Linked DNA regions of Mus musculus: regions 2 and 3 are each linked to region 1. Evidence: chromatin contacts called from ENCODE POLR2A ChIA-PET data. All regions are on one chromosome and are shown on one strand. The core of a region is the stretch at or near the end of the contact, and the rest is flanking DNA. Distances in the headings are between cores, read along the strand shown.

What was found. ChIA-PET counts read pairs that join two places held with the same protein, here RNA polymerase II (POLR2A).
Region 2: POLR2A ChIA-PET joins it to region 1 with 25 read pairs in embryonic stem cell. The contact joins the promoter of Flvcr1 here to the promoter of Ppp2r5a in region 1. POLR2A ChIA-PET finds 5 or more read pairs at or near these places in 4 of 5 experiments (Patski and embryonic stem cell).
Region 3: POLR2A ChIA-PET joins it to region 1 with 18 read pairs in embryonic stem cell. The contact joins the promoter of Slc30a1 here to the promoter of Ppp2r5a in region 1. POLR2A ChIA-PET finds 5 or more read pairs at or near these places in 3 of 5 experiments (Patski and embryonic stem cell).

The regions. Positions count from the first base shown.
Region 1 is chr1:191,394,343-191,398,705 of GRCm38, forward strand. It overlaps Ppp2r5a (protein phosphatase 2, regulatory subunit B', alpha), which reads right to left and starts at 2,699. Exons shown (of 13, transcript NM_144880.4): 1 at 1,894-2,699. The coding sequence starts at 2,074.
Region 2 is chr1:191,024,156-191,028,268 of GRCm38, forward strand. It overlaps Flvcr1 (feline leukemia virus subgroup C cellular receptor 1), which reads right to left and starts at 2,035. Exons shown (of 10, transcript NM_001081259.1): 1 at 1,222-2,035. The coding sequence starts at 1,938. A230020J21Rik (RIKEN cDNA A230020J21 gene) reads left to right here and starts at 1,196. Exons shown (of 2, transcript NR_027298.1): 1 at 1,196-2,414.
Region 3 is chr1:191,904,045-191,908,530 of GRCm38, forward strand. Slc30a1 (solute carrier family 30 (zinc transporter), member 1) reads left to right here and starts at 2,737. Exons shown (of 2, transcript NM_009579.3): 1 at 2,737-3,569. The coding sequence starts at 2,963. It overlaps 1700034H15Rik (RIKEN cDNA 1700034H15 gene), which reads right to left and starts at 3,483. Exons shown (of 5, transcript NR_030669.1): 1 at 3,016-3,483.

The DNA.
Region 1 (4,363 bases), core at 1,449-3,948:
AAAGATCTTGGATGCCCATGGATATCTGAATCACTCCACAACCAGTGAGATTGTATTTCAGAGCAGTTAAGAAAATTTCTCTTTCATACGAAAGGGTTTTCTGCTGTTGTTTTTGCTAAAACCCACAACTGGGGGAAAATACTACTGACAGAAAAAACTCTCAACACGGTGGTATCAAGGGCACTGCCAAAGCACCAAGTAAGACAACTCCATTAAAAAAAAAAATCACTTTTCAAGCATTTTGACAACTGGATTTAAAGCAGTTTTTCCTGAGGATTTTATTTTCAAGTAAAAAGTTTTACTTCCTCAATCGAATCTGCATCAGTTTATCATGAATAATACCTTATGGGGAACACTATACACGCAAATTTCAATTTCTTTCTACTACTGACCAAATTCTGTATGTGAAAACATTGGCAGTTCCTGCTACATCTTCAACCAAACATCAGGTAACTTTGAGTCTGATTACTGATTCTGTGGATTTCTGTCCGTCTTAAAGGCAAAATCTACTACAGAGGCATCTCAAGACTAACCAGATGTTTAAAATTCAATTACTAGCAGAGGAACTAAGAAGTACAACACTAAGAAGAAGAAAACCACGTTAGCAAATTAGATACATAAGAAAAATGCTAGTATCGAGACTTCAAACTAAAATTAACAGGATAAACTAATGAAAAACAAAGGATAAAATAACTCTTAATTAAGTATAAAAGCTTAAACCTCTGAGTAGCAATTCACTATCCTAACAGGTAGGACAGAGTTATTTTAGGCTATGGCTGCACTCCACTGACAGTGCTGTATCAATTTGAACAATTCTAGTATGGTAAAGAGCAATAAAGCAACAAATGAGACACCACACACCTAACATAAACTATTTTCAAAAGTCTGTGTGATTCTACCAGTGGTATATCCTTAATTCAGAAGCACCCCGAGAGGCAGATGTAGAGTTTAAATGGGGTTCCAAGCTGTTGCTGGTCAACTGTTGATTTGATCTAGGGTTTTCTTTACACTCCTTGCCAAACTAAGTCAGGATTCATAGACTCAAAGACAAATCACAACCAGATTGGCCTTGAAAGGGATGCTGGATCTTTGTCAAAAGAATTGAAAAATCTGCTGATCATTTATCTATTTTGGCATGAGCCTTTCTTTTATTTCTTGGCCTTGTGACTCATTCTCTAGGTTTCTATCAGGTTGCAAAGAATTTCTTAAATATCTAGGAACATAAACATCTTTTCCATTAATGACATCTAGCTCATAAAATGCAAAGACGTAAAATTATTAAATTAAAAGCCAGTAATTCTCAAAGAATAAGCAAGAACGCCAGTAAACAACTCATGAAAAGCCTCCAAACCGGGTGAGAAAAGAGAGCCAAAAGGAGTGCCAAGCACTCCTGCGAGGCATTAGGCACGGATACCAATCTGAATTACTTACAAAACCTTACAAAGTCCTTGGAAGCATAGCCGCGCTAACCAAGTTCCCGTTCCACGGCAAAGAAATTACTCTTCCTTCATAACCTCTCCAAAGACAATCGAGGTCTTCTGAGGTATAACATTTACGTCTAACGAGACAGTAAGATCTGTCACCTGGTCCCGGTTTTAAGCTAGTTCTATATAGCTACGTCTAAAGGCCAGCTAACTCGGCAGCAGTTTGTTTGGACCCTGGATGTGACAACTGAGGGACAAACAGAGAAAGAGAAGAACTAGCTAAGCTTGGAGAAAACCAGGGTTGAGGCTCAGCGAGGCAGGGAGTCGAAAGACTGGACGAGGGAAGGGAGCGCAGGTACCTCTGGGGACCCTGAAATCGCCAAGGCAAGGGCAGGCGGGGCAAGCGCGCAGGTGGGAAGGGGAGTAGGGCTTGCCCCGGGAGCGCGGGCCAGGGGCGGCCGGGGGTTACCTTTGAGCTGGGGCAGGGGGTGCAGCTCCGCCTGGCTGCCCTGGCTGCGGAACTGCGACGAGCCCTGAGAGCGCTTCTGCCTCTGCGCCTTGCGCACCGATTTCCGGGTGAAGCCGTCCACTTTCTCCGAGGCCGAGATGGCGGCGCAGGCAACTGGTGCGGGCGGCGACGGCGACGACATCTCGGCGACCCGGGCGATCGGCGCCTCCCGCGGCGGCTGGCCCGGGCAATCGGCGGGGGACGGGCACGGCGGGCCTGCGCCCCTGCGCCCCGGGCCCCGGCCGCGCCGCCCTCGCGCTCCGCGAGCTGCTCCTCACCCGACAGCGCCTCACGGCCGCATCCCCGCGCCGCGCGGCCGCCTCCCGGGGCTGGCGGAGGGGAGGGCGGGGGCGCGCGGGCCGCACAAGTTGCTGACGCCCGGCGACGAGGGCGGGCGGAGGCGAGCCCGAAGTTTGGACGGCTGGGGCGAGCGCGCGGGTGCGGACGCCGGGCGCGCCTCGCGGCCCCTTAGCGCGCGGAGTCCGGACAGGTCTTCAGCGGCTGCCGCCCGCGCTGTCCGCCCGGCCGGGAGCCTCCTCCCGGGGCGCTTCCATCGCGGGTCCGCGCGAGCCGCTGCCGAGCGCTCGTTCTCCTGTCAGCGATGGCCCCTCATCGCCCGGGGCGGCCACCCGTACCCCGATCCTTGGATCCTTGGATCCCTGGAGCGTCGCCCTCGCTCAGCCTCCCGCGCCCACCGGCCGCCCACGGAGCACGCCCGGGAAGCAACTGCTACAACTTGAGAGGGTGGCTGGTTCGGGTGAGGGGGGACTCGGTGCGCGTGCGTGCGCGCTCCCGCGGCCCGGGGGAGGTCCTCGCGGGGGGTGGAGGAAGGAGTTTGACTGACAACTTCCGCGGGGTCCCACTAGCCTCCGGAGTCTCCGGAGGGGGCCGGGGCGGGAAAGCATGCCAGTGCCCTCGGCCAATCGCAGGGCTAAGCGGCAGACGGGGGTGGGGGCGTGGCCTCCCGGCTGTCTATCAAGAGTCCATAGCTGGGTGGGAGGGAGGGGCTACGTGACAGACGCGGGCCACAACCAATCGCAAGTGAAGGCAGTGAGCGGGGTGCCTTGTGCGTCACAACTGTAAAGGAAAGCTCTCGGGAGGGAGAAAGGGGAAACGCCGCGCCGCTGTCGGCTCTTGTGTACGCCTGCGCTAGGCTCCAGGCTGGGATTGTTCTCCAGACAGCGCGTTAAGAGGGAAACTACACAGGCAGCTCAGAAAGCAGAAGAGCGTCCTCCCTCTCTTTGCGCCCTGCTTACCAATGAGAACATGAAGCGAGGGCCGGGGTGCCCAAGAACACCAAGCATTGCGTCAGTCGAACGGGGGCGGGGCCAAGGTCGTGTCAGAGCAACGTGATTGACAGGCGAAGGAGCCCCGGGAGAGAAATGAGCTTGTCCAATCGGAGCGCGGGGCTACGTTCTTGGGCGGGCCTTCTCCTCTCCGGTCCTAAACCGCGTAATTGGTGGTTGGGGAGTCCATTTGTAGCTCCCGAGGTCTTGGCGCCGCGGTTCGCTGATCGCTGATCTCGCGTGGGGTTTGGGCAAGCTCGTCTCTACCACTTCAGAGAGCTCTGCAAGTCTAGGCCCTCTGAAAAGAAGTTTCCCGTTTCGAACTTAGCCCAAGTTTAACCTCTTCTGCTGAGGCCCTTCAGTCATCTGTAGTCAAGTTCAGATTAGCTGATTTGGGGAATCTCTTCCTAAGAGATTCCGTCTAAGTTTTATATTTAAAGCCAAGAACTGCTCATGTTAGCTTTGGGCATCCGTATGATGCTTCAACAGAAAGTGATCCCGCCTGCCCATAGTGCCCCCTTTGCTCTGCAGTCTCTTCTGCAAGTCCCACACCTTTTCCTTTTGACATAAAAACGGAGGTTAAGTAGGCTGGCCTAATGCTTGAGGAGGATCGAGAAGTATGCAAAAGTAGAGTTCTAAACCTACACTCAAAACATTTGCTTAACCAAATTATATAACAACAGAAGAATGTATAACGGAAATATGGTGTGTATACACATATTTTTCCACCATAAAGAACGAAATAACATGTAGGAAAATAGGTCCAACTGGAGATAATCATATTAGGCTGAATAAGCCAGTTTCAAAAACATAAATATCTTGTTTCCTTTTGCTTGCGATTCCTAGATTTTACATAGGTACATTAAATCAAGAATTTGCGAAATAAAAGCTAAGCATAAGAAGTTGTCCAAGGGAATTAAAGGGATTAATGGAAGGGGAATATGTTTGATGTACAGAAAAGACTTGTATGAAATTTCTAATATAAAATTAAATATAAAAAATAAAAAGTTGTATACAGCCTTCCCAGTCAAAGAGGCTCAGATTGCAACAACAACTAAAAGACCTTTCTCATCCAATCAGATTAAGTTGACTAGCTCATAATGTTCAAAGCTTTTTATTTTAACAATTTGCAAATGATCCACCCA
Region 2 (4,113 bases), core at 785-3,284, 370 kb before region 1:
GTGTCTGAAGACAGCTACAGTGTACTTACATATAATAATAAATAAATCTTAAAAAAAAAAAAAGAAACAACCAATCAATGTATCAGTAATAAATTGTTTTTGATACATAGCAATTAAGTGACTTAGAAAAAGAAAGTAACTAATAAAATAGGCACACATATTTAGTCTCTTGGGGTATTTTAAACCATGATCTTGACCCAAGTGAGACTTGAAGTAAGAAAGTAACATTTTCTAGTTACATGGCGGCAGGTAACAATATATGTATAGAAAGGATTATAGATTTTTTTTTTAAACTAGATTTCCTTCAACTGAATGAATACTAAGCATCTTTTAAAATGTGACATTTACAGTGGTGACAAAAACATCAGGTGTCACAAGTGCCCTCTAGCAAAATTTTAAGTTACAATAACAAGCCTAAAATTAACAAATGCAAACATAATATTGTGGTGACTCATGGTGGTGTTTGGGAGCCTGAAGCAAGATTGTCAAGTTTGAGGCCAGCCAGGGGGACACTGTGATTTCCAGACCAGCCTGCCCTACACAGTGGAAGAGACCGTTTTAAATAAATAAATCACATACAAAAACCTTTTACCTACTATTATTTCTGTTATTCTAGTGGCATTTGAATTTATGATGGTAGAAAAAAACAAGATCATTTCTTAAGGAAGCCTTGACTTATCCCACTAACCATTCTTGATCAGTGATTTGCCTTCCACTGTCTCACGGTTAAGAACTAATAGCTGGACTCAGTAATACTGCCAAGTCTTTATCACCGGAGCATTTATTGAACATTCACTTATACGTGACCAGTAGGTGCCAAGCTGGGCTGACTACTAATACTAATACAATTAAATCAGGGCTGTTCCAAGGACATTTAACATGGAAACAAACTTTCCAGATCTCAAGACCTTTCTTCTGCAGTGGCGACAAAAACACCTGAGATCTCTTTTACCGCCAGTTTCCAAGCGTGCCCGTGTGTGCGCCTGTGTGTAGGCCAGAGGGCAACCTCGGTGTCCTTTCTCAGGAGCTGTCCTCCTCACCTGTCAGTGCTGGCTGGGAATACACCCTGGAGCCACCGTGCCAGGCTTTTCTCGTGGTGCTGGAGCCCAGTCTTCACGCTTCTATAGTATGCACTTTACCCACAGACCGTTGCCCCAGCCCGGCCTATGACTTCCTACCAGCCTGAAAGGATCCCAGTTATCTAGACGTTCCAGTCTTTACCTGATTGCCCAGCACTGCTGTGGCACAAGCCGTCGACACCTCCTTGGGTCCAAACCATACCGAGGCGACGGGGGAGGGCAAGCCCAGGATGAAGACCTGGGCCACGGAGCACAGGATCTGCCCCAGCATGGTGACCCAGAAGAGGTGCCGCTGCACGCTGCCGCACTTGACCCAGGCTCCCAGGCAGTTGAGGCCGGAGCCCAGCAGCGCCGTGAGCCGCAGGCCTCGCGTGTCCAGCAGCCAGGTGGCCGGGAAGATGAGGGGCACGTAGGCCACCATGTACACCATGGACAGCCAGTTGATGTGCAGCGGCGACACCTCGTAGAAGTCCTCGAACACGTTGCTGATGCTGCTGTACTGGATCCACTGGAAGGCGTTCACCAGCGAGTAAAGGCTGAAGATGAGCAGCACCACGAAGCGCCTCGGCGACAGCGCTGTGCGCGGGGGACACGCGGGGCATGGGACGTCCTCCCCGTCGCCCGCGGGCAACAGCCGGGCCTGGGTCTCCTCCTCCGCCGCTATCAGGGCTTGCGGCCCGCCCTGGGCTCCCGCGATCAGCGGGCCGAGCCCGGGGCCTCCGTTCAGCGCCTCAGGCCCGTTTTGCGGTACCAAGCGCGCCTCCCCGTCCGGGGCGCCCTTGGGCACTGGAAGGTATCCCTTCCCCAGCGGGTGCCCGGGCGCCACGGCCGGCCCCACCTCGTCATCGGGCCGCGCCATGCCTCCCGGCTCCCCGCCCCGCCGCCCCTTAGTGCTCCTCGCCGGCTCCTAGGTCCCACCCGGTTCAGCGCGCTCGCCTGCGCCGCTTGCTGACTAAGTGAAGCAGAGCTCACCGCGCCTGGCTCTTGCCGGCAGTCCCCGCCCCCAGGGCATCTCGTATCGCGTAGTGCGACCCTCCATCCAATCATTGAGCGTTTCGGAAGTCCAGAAAACCAATCGGGGAGTTGCCGAGAAGAGGGGCGGGGTCAAGCTTGTGAAGATGTAAGAGGAGCCCAAGGCAGGCGTTCTCTACGCTGTGGTTTGCTGGAGCTGCCAGGCCTTTCTCTGCGCTCGCTCCGCAGCGTTTAGCCTCAGGTTATCTTGGAAGGAGAGCGCCAGAAAGCATTTCCGTCCGCCCAAAGAAAGAGGCTTCCTCAGAAGCAGGCCTTTGCGTTGATTGAGCTGAGCGGCTCCATCCACGCAGAGGACTGAAGGAGGTAATGGACAGGTGCAGCCCCTGCCTGCCTCCTGTACCCCACCAGTAACCAAAGTCTGTGCATAAGCTAACCGTGTACTTGCACATCCCGGGACCGGATGAGGGCAGAGCTCCGGAAGCATCAGGGTCCTACTGGGCCTTAGACAAAGTCAGCCTGCTACCCTTTGGGAAGCTGTGCGTGCAAACACGGGGTGCCAGGACTTAAGATTTACTCACTCTCTCTCCCTCTGATCCTCCTTTTTAGACAGGGTGTCACCCGGGACTCTGTAGGCAGGTTGACCCGAATTCATGGAAATCCACCTATCTCTGCTTCCTGAGTGTTGGAATGACTCTGGCGCTAATGAGCTCACAGTGGCTGCAGGGGACCTGCAGAAGACCAAGCCCATAAACCTTTAGTCATGGGGAGATAGGAGAACTATTAACAGTTTGAGGGTGCAGAGGGACAAGGCATTGTCTATGGTGATACAGCCGCTGGGGAGTTCCCCATGCTGTGAATAGCTCCACAAAGTATTTTGTAAATTAATTCATTTCTTTAGGAAAAGTGAGGCTCGTATAGAGCGAGACTGTTCAGGGGGTAACGTCTCTTTCTGACAACCCGGCAAACCTGAGTTCAGTTCTTCAGCACCCGCAGAGTTGTTCTCTGACCATCACACAGGTGCCCTCCCCAACAAACACACTATGTTAAGAAAAGAAGGGAAACCCTGTAAGTTCTTCCCAGCACGGCTTTGTAGATGTTCCTTTGGAGGTTGTTTTAGATTATTGAGTAACTGAATTAGATTATTGAGTCTCTGAAAAAAAAAAAAAAACTAAATGAGGAACCCAATGGACTTAATCTGCGCTCAAAACGTTTATTTTGTGAATTTATAAAAATATGAATTGTGTTTTTAATGCTCAACAAAATTTATCTTAAGTATTCAGAGATGTTAATGGTCTCATGGACTGTGGAGCCTGTGAAGGCTCCTAAACAAACAAATAAACAAACAAACATGCTCAAGCTGAGCACACGCCTGTAGTCCCAGTTATTTGGAGGCGAAGGCAGAAGAATCATCCAGGCCCACAGATTTAAAGGGAACCTGGCAGCCTGGCCAACAAAACAGGATTGCATTGGAGACTTTTGTTTACTTGTTTTTCTTTTACTTATTTTTGTTTTGTTTTCCATATGGAATCTCAAATAACCTAGACTGGCCTTAAACTAAGGAGCTCACTATGGAGCAGAGAATAACCTTGAACTCCTGCTCCTCCTGCCTCAGCCTCCCAAGTACTGAGATTGCAGGCATGTGCCATCAGGTTCAGTGTTAGGCAGTGTTGAAGGCAAACCCAAGACTTCTTGCATACCAGAGAGCCACTCTGCCGCCTGAGCTACATCTCCAGCCCAAACTGTTTTAAAAACACAAATGTTCAGAAAGGGGAGCCAGGGGTCGAATGTTGGGTACCTTTCTGTCCTTGCCCAGTCATTTAGATTACTTGCAAATTGACTCCCTTTCAAAAGTCCCAAACTGGAAAAATATAGTAGATATTATTTCCCTATAATCTGGTGAGAATTGGAGATCATCTCTTACCAGATCTGACAGATAACCTCTTCCCTGCATGGAATCAGGGGTTCTTGTTTGTTTAGGCTCCTTGTGCTTAAAGGGCATTTGTCCTCTCTTTTGTTAACAAGAAGAGTTGGTTGACAACAACTCCCGAGGTTTCTGGAATGG
Region 3 (4,486 bases), core at 1,487-3,986, 510 kb after region 1:
TGGGTCTTAGCAGGCAAGGCCCAACTTTATACAATGATTTTTAAAACTTAAAACAAAACAAACAAACAAAAAACCAAAAAGCATTGTGTAAGTCAGAGGACAACTTGAGTCAGCTCTCTCATTCCGCCATGCGGAAAACTCAGGCCACCAGCTCTGTGCAGCACCTTTAGCAGCCGAGCCATCTTCTTGGTCTTACTTTTTTTTTTTTTTTTTTTTAAAGTAGAGTCTATGTGCCCTGGCAGTCCTGAAACTGTGTAGATCAGGCTGACCTCTAACTCACAAGAGATTCTCCTGCCTTTGGGATTAAAAGCAAGCACTACCACACCCAGCTACACTGATTTTTGACAATATCTGTTCAGGTCTGGGGCTTTCACAATCCTCCAAGATTCTACCAGGAGTTCCCCCCAGGAGTGTCAAGTTCAGAGGGTGGAGTGTACAGTACCTAAAAGTAAAGTGTGCTAGATTTAATCAACGTGGATGTGAAAATTATCAGGCAAGTTGAGTTGGCTGGCCATTGTGACTTCTCTACACTTTGGGGCTGTGCTGCCCCACCCTCTACCAGGCGATGAGGGAATAAAGCAGCCTTTTGGGAGACAGCTTGAATGTGAGACAGCCTCCTCAGCTGTGGCTGCTGTCGGAAGCAGAAATGGTTTTTATGGTGAAACATCTTCAAACATCTTCCAGGCTGGTCTGTTTAGTCCCTGTGGGGGCAAGACCCAGTTGGCAAGGGAAACCTGCCTTATTATTTACCTAGTGTTTAAAGCAGTAGTTCTCAACCTGTGAGTCACGACCCCTTCGGGGGTCAAAGGACCCTTTCATGGGGAGATGGGGGTTGCCTAAGACCATTGGAAAACAGATATTTACATTCAGATTCGTAACAGTAGCAAAATCATTGTGAAGTAGCAATGAAAGGGTAGCATTAGGAAGGTTGAGAACCACTGTTTTAAAGGAATCTGTCTCAATAAAGGGCCATTGTAGGAGGCAAAACGGTCCCCAGCTGCCCAGTGACTTAAGGATACTTTAAGTGCCTTCCAAATTTAGACTTCTATATAGGCAGGCTGGGAGAAAGTTTGAAGCTGTGCTTCCCACTTTGTGCGCATGGGGTGACTACTGGAGTTCCAGAGTCCAATCTAAGCCCTGCTATCATGCTTATTCAAATTCAGCATCTCAAAGTGGATTTCACTGTTTTCCCATTTCCCAAGAAATGCCACTTAAGGCAGGATTTCCCTCACCGGCTTCGAAACATACCTGTTAATCCTCCCCTTTAGCTCTCTTGCCGCCCAATACCCAGTCCGTCACCAGGTTCTATTTATTCTCTTACCCGCCTAGCTTTCCAGTCTGGGTGCTGGGATGAGAACAAGGTGTACAAAGTGAGAGGCAATCTTGGAATAGGATTTTCCGCTGAGCGGTGGTGGCGAACACCTTAATCCCAGCACTCAGAAGGCAGAAGCAGCTGTATCTCTGAGTTCAAGGACAGCCTGGTCTAAAGAGGGAGTTCCAGCACAGCCAGGGTTTACTCACAGAAACTGTTCAGAAAAGCCAAAAGGAAATTTTTTTCATGCAAAAGAACACAGTGGGCCATGAATATCTCAATGCAATAGCTGGTACCCAGAGGGTCCTTCGAAAGGCAGGTTTGGCGACTCAACAGAGGCCTCTCTGATGATTATAGCCTCCATTGGGGTGTGGGGGGCTTTACCCACATAGATGTGCACACATCCACTGTTCTCGCTTGGAGGACGAACTCCATAGAGTTTTAGCCAACTCAGCAAGGGTGTTTGGTTCCTCGTGCCTCCCCACCATCTTCTTTTGTATTCTGGTCGCCCCTCCCCCTCCAAACAGCCCACACAAGGGTTCGGAGGTTTAAAAACCTATAAATAGTGTGAAATCACAGAGCCTTGGAATTTTAGCTAGAAGGAAGCAGAAGAGTTCCACTTGCCCAACCCTTCCCTGTATTGATGAAGAAACAGGTGTAGCGAGATTAGGTGACTTGCCCAAGTCACGCAGCAGGCTCCCGCCCCAAGTCAGCACTCCACACTTTAAGAGTGTCAGCGACAAGCTGACTTCACACGGTTGCCCTGGGGAGGGGTGGGGGGTGGCCGTGCGGGTGACCCCTGGATGGAAAGTGTTCCTGAGGCTAAGGTTGTGCTGCTAGCAACCAGTTCCTAACTCAGCTCCTCACTCGGCCGCGGCCGCGCCCCCGCCGCCGTCCGCACAGCCCACACTCCCCGCCCCTCCTGGGCGCCGACCTGTCACCCAGCCGCCCCCACGTGCACCCAGCTCCCAGGATCAAAGTCTGGGGCGGCCGGGCCGGCAAAGGGGAACCGCGGCCCGGAACCCGCACCGCGGGAAGCGGCAACTGCTCACTGCGCCCCAGGGCTCGGCGCCACCGCCCTGCCGCCTGCCCACCGCTGCACGCGGCCCGCGCCCACCCTCCCCCGTACCGCCCGCCGCTGCACCCGGCCGCGGCCCCCGGCCCACGCCCGGCTCCCCAGTGCACAGGCCCCGCCCCCAGCTCCCGCGGCCGCGCCCCGCCCCCTCCCGCCCCTCCGCCGCGCTAGCCAATAGAGGCCGAGGAAGGGCGGGACGCCGGGGCTGTCGTGAGGCAGCTCTGGCCAATGGGGAGGCGAGCCGGGCCTGGGGGGCGGGGCACCGGGGCCTTGTCACGCTCGGGTCCGTGTGAAAACGGGGGTTCCGAGTGCAAAGCAAAGTTTTTTTGTAAACCGTCTGCAAAGGAGGGGGGGCGAAGACGGCGGACGCCTCCGGGCCGAGCGCAGTCGCCGCGGACGCCGTCTCCCGAGCGCTTCGGTCCGATGCTCGGCAGCCCCTCGGCACGCAGTGGCCCGCCGCGCCCTCCGCCTCGCCAGCCCAGCCGAGCGCCGGCGCTTGAGTAGCTGCGCGGCCGGCGGTTTCCCCACAGCGCCGCTCCCGTTCCCGCGTCAGCGCCGAGCCTCAGGCCGCCGCCATGGGCTGCTGGGGCCGCAACCGCGGCCGGCTGCTGTGCATGCTGCTGCTGACCTTCATGTTCATGGTGCTGGAGGTGGTGGTGAGCCGGGTGACCGCGTCGCTCGCCATGCTGTCCGACTCCTTCCACATGCTGTCGGACGTGCTGGCGCTCGTAGTGGCGCTGGTGGCCGAGCGCTTCGCCCGGAGGACTCACGCCACGCAGAAGAACACGTTCGGCTGGATCCGCGCTGAGGTGATGGGCGCACTGGTGAACGCCATCTTCCTCACGGGGCTGTGCTTCGCCATCCTGCTGGAAGCCGTCGAGCGCTTCATCGAGCCGCATGAGATGCAGCAGCCGCTCGTGGTGCTGAGCGTCGGCGTGGCGGGGCTGCTGGTCAACGTGCTGGGGCTCTGTCTGTTCCACCATCACAGCGGCGAGGGCCAGGGCGCGGGCCACGGCCACTCGCACGGCCACGGCCACGGCCACCTCGCCAAGGGCGCGCGCAAGGCGGGCCGCGCGGGGGTCGAGGCGGGCGCGCCGCCGGGCCGGGCGCCGGACCAGGAGGAGACCAACACGCTGGTGGCCAACACCAGCAATTCCAACGGGCTGAAGGCGGACCAGGCAGGTGAGCGCCACAGTGTTCGGGACAGGCGCCCCCTGGCGACCGCGGTGGGTGCCACGCCCCGCGCCCAGGTGCGCGGTGGTTTCGTGCCCACTGAACAAGTTTGATAATGATGTGCTGGGGGTGTGTGGGCCCTGGTTAAAGGCGGCCTTTGTGAACGGGAGTGTGTGTTTCCCTGAACCGACCACCTAATCCGGAAAATCACTGTTTAGGGACCTGCCAAGGCACGTTGCACCCTCACCTCCTCGGGTTGGCATAATGGTGCTCGACCCAGTGGTGATGTATTACTCTCGTGGTTTTAACGAGCGTTTTTCATCTTGAGCACGTGTGCTTGATGGTAATTTGGAAGGTAAGTGTTGAAAAGAAATGAGAAAGAACCTACCACCCTCGATGTTAACATTGTGTGTATCTTCCAGTTTTTCTTGCCACTTGTATCTGGTTAGGTTACTTACGGAGGCAGCTTACCTTCTCCAATGCATAGGAACATGTTTGGAAGTTCAGGTGGTGCGTGGGAAAGGAGAAAGAGAAGCTCCTCAGGTGTGCCCTCTGACGGGAACTTTCAGGTTACTTAGTGATTGTTGACTTCCAACTTTGTTGATAGCTTCAGGTTGTTTTGTTGGTTTGTTTTTGGTTCCTCTAGACGGGTTTCTCAGGATAGCCCTGGCTGTCCTGGAACTCACTCTGTAGGACAGGCCGGCCTCAAACTCACAGATTACCTCCTGCATGTCTCTCTGGGGTCAAGGCCTGCACCCCCAGCAATAGACCCAGGTTGTTGATTTGTCAGTTTGTGAACCCTTCTACAAAGACGCTATGTTTTATGTTCTTGACGATGATTTTACGTTAGAGCTGCTTTTCTCAGTCTGTCTAGTGCCACTGACAGAGACCCTCACATCAGGTTTGTTCCTGTCAGAGGACATCCC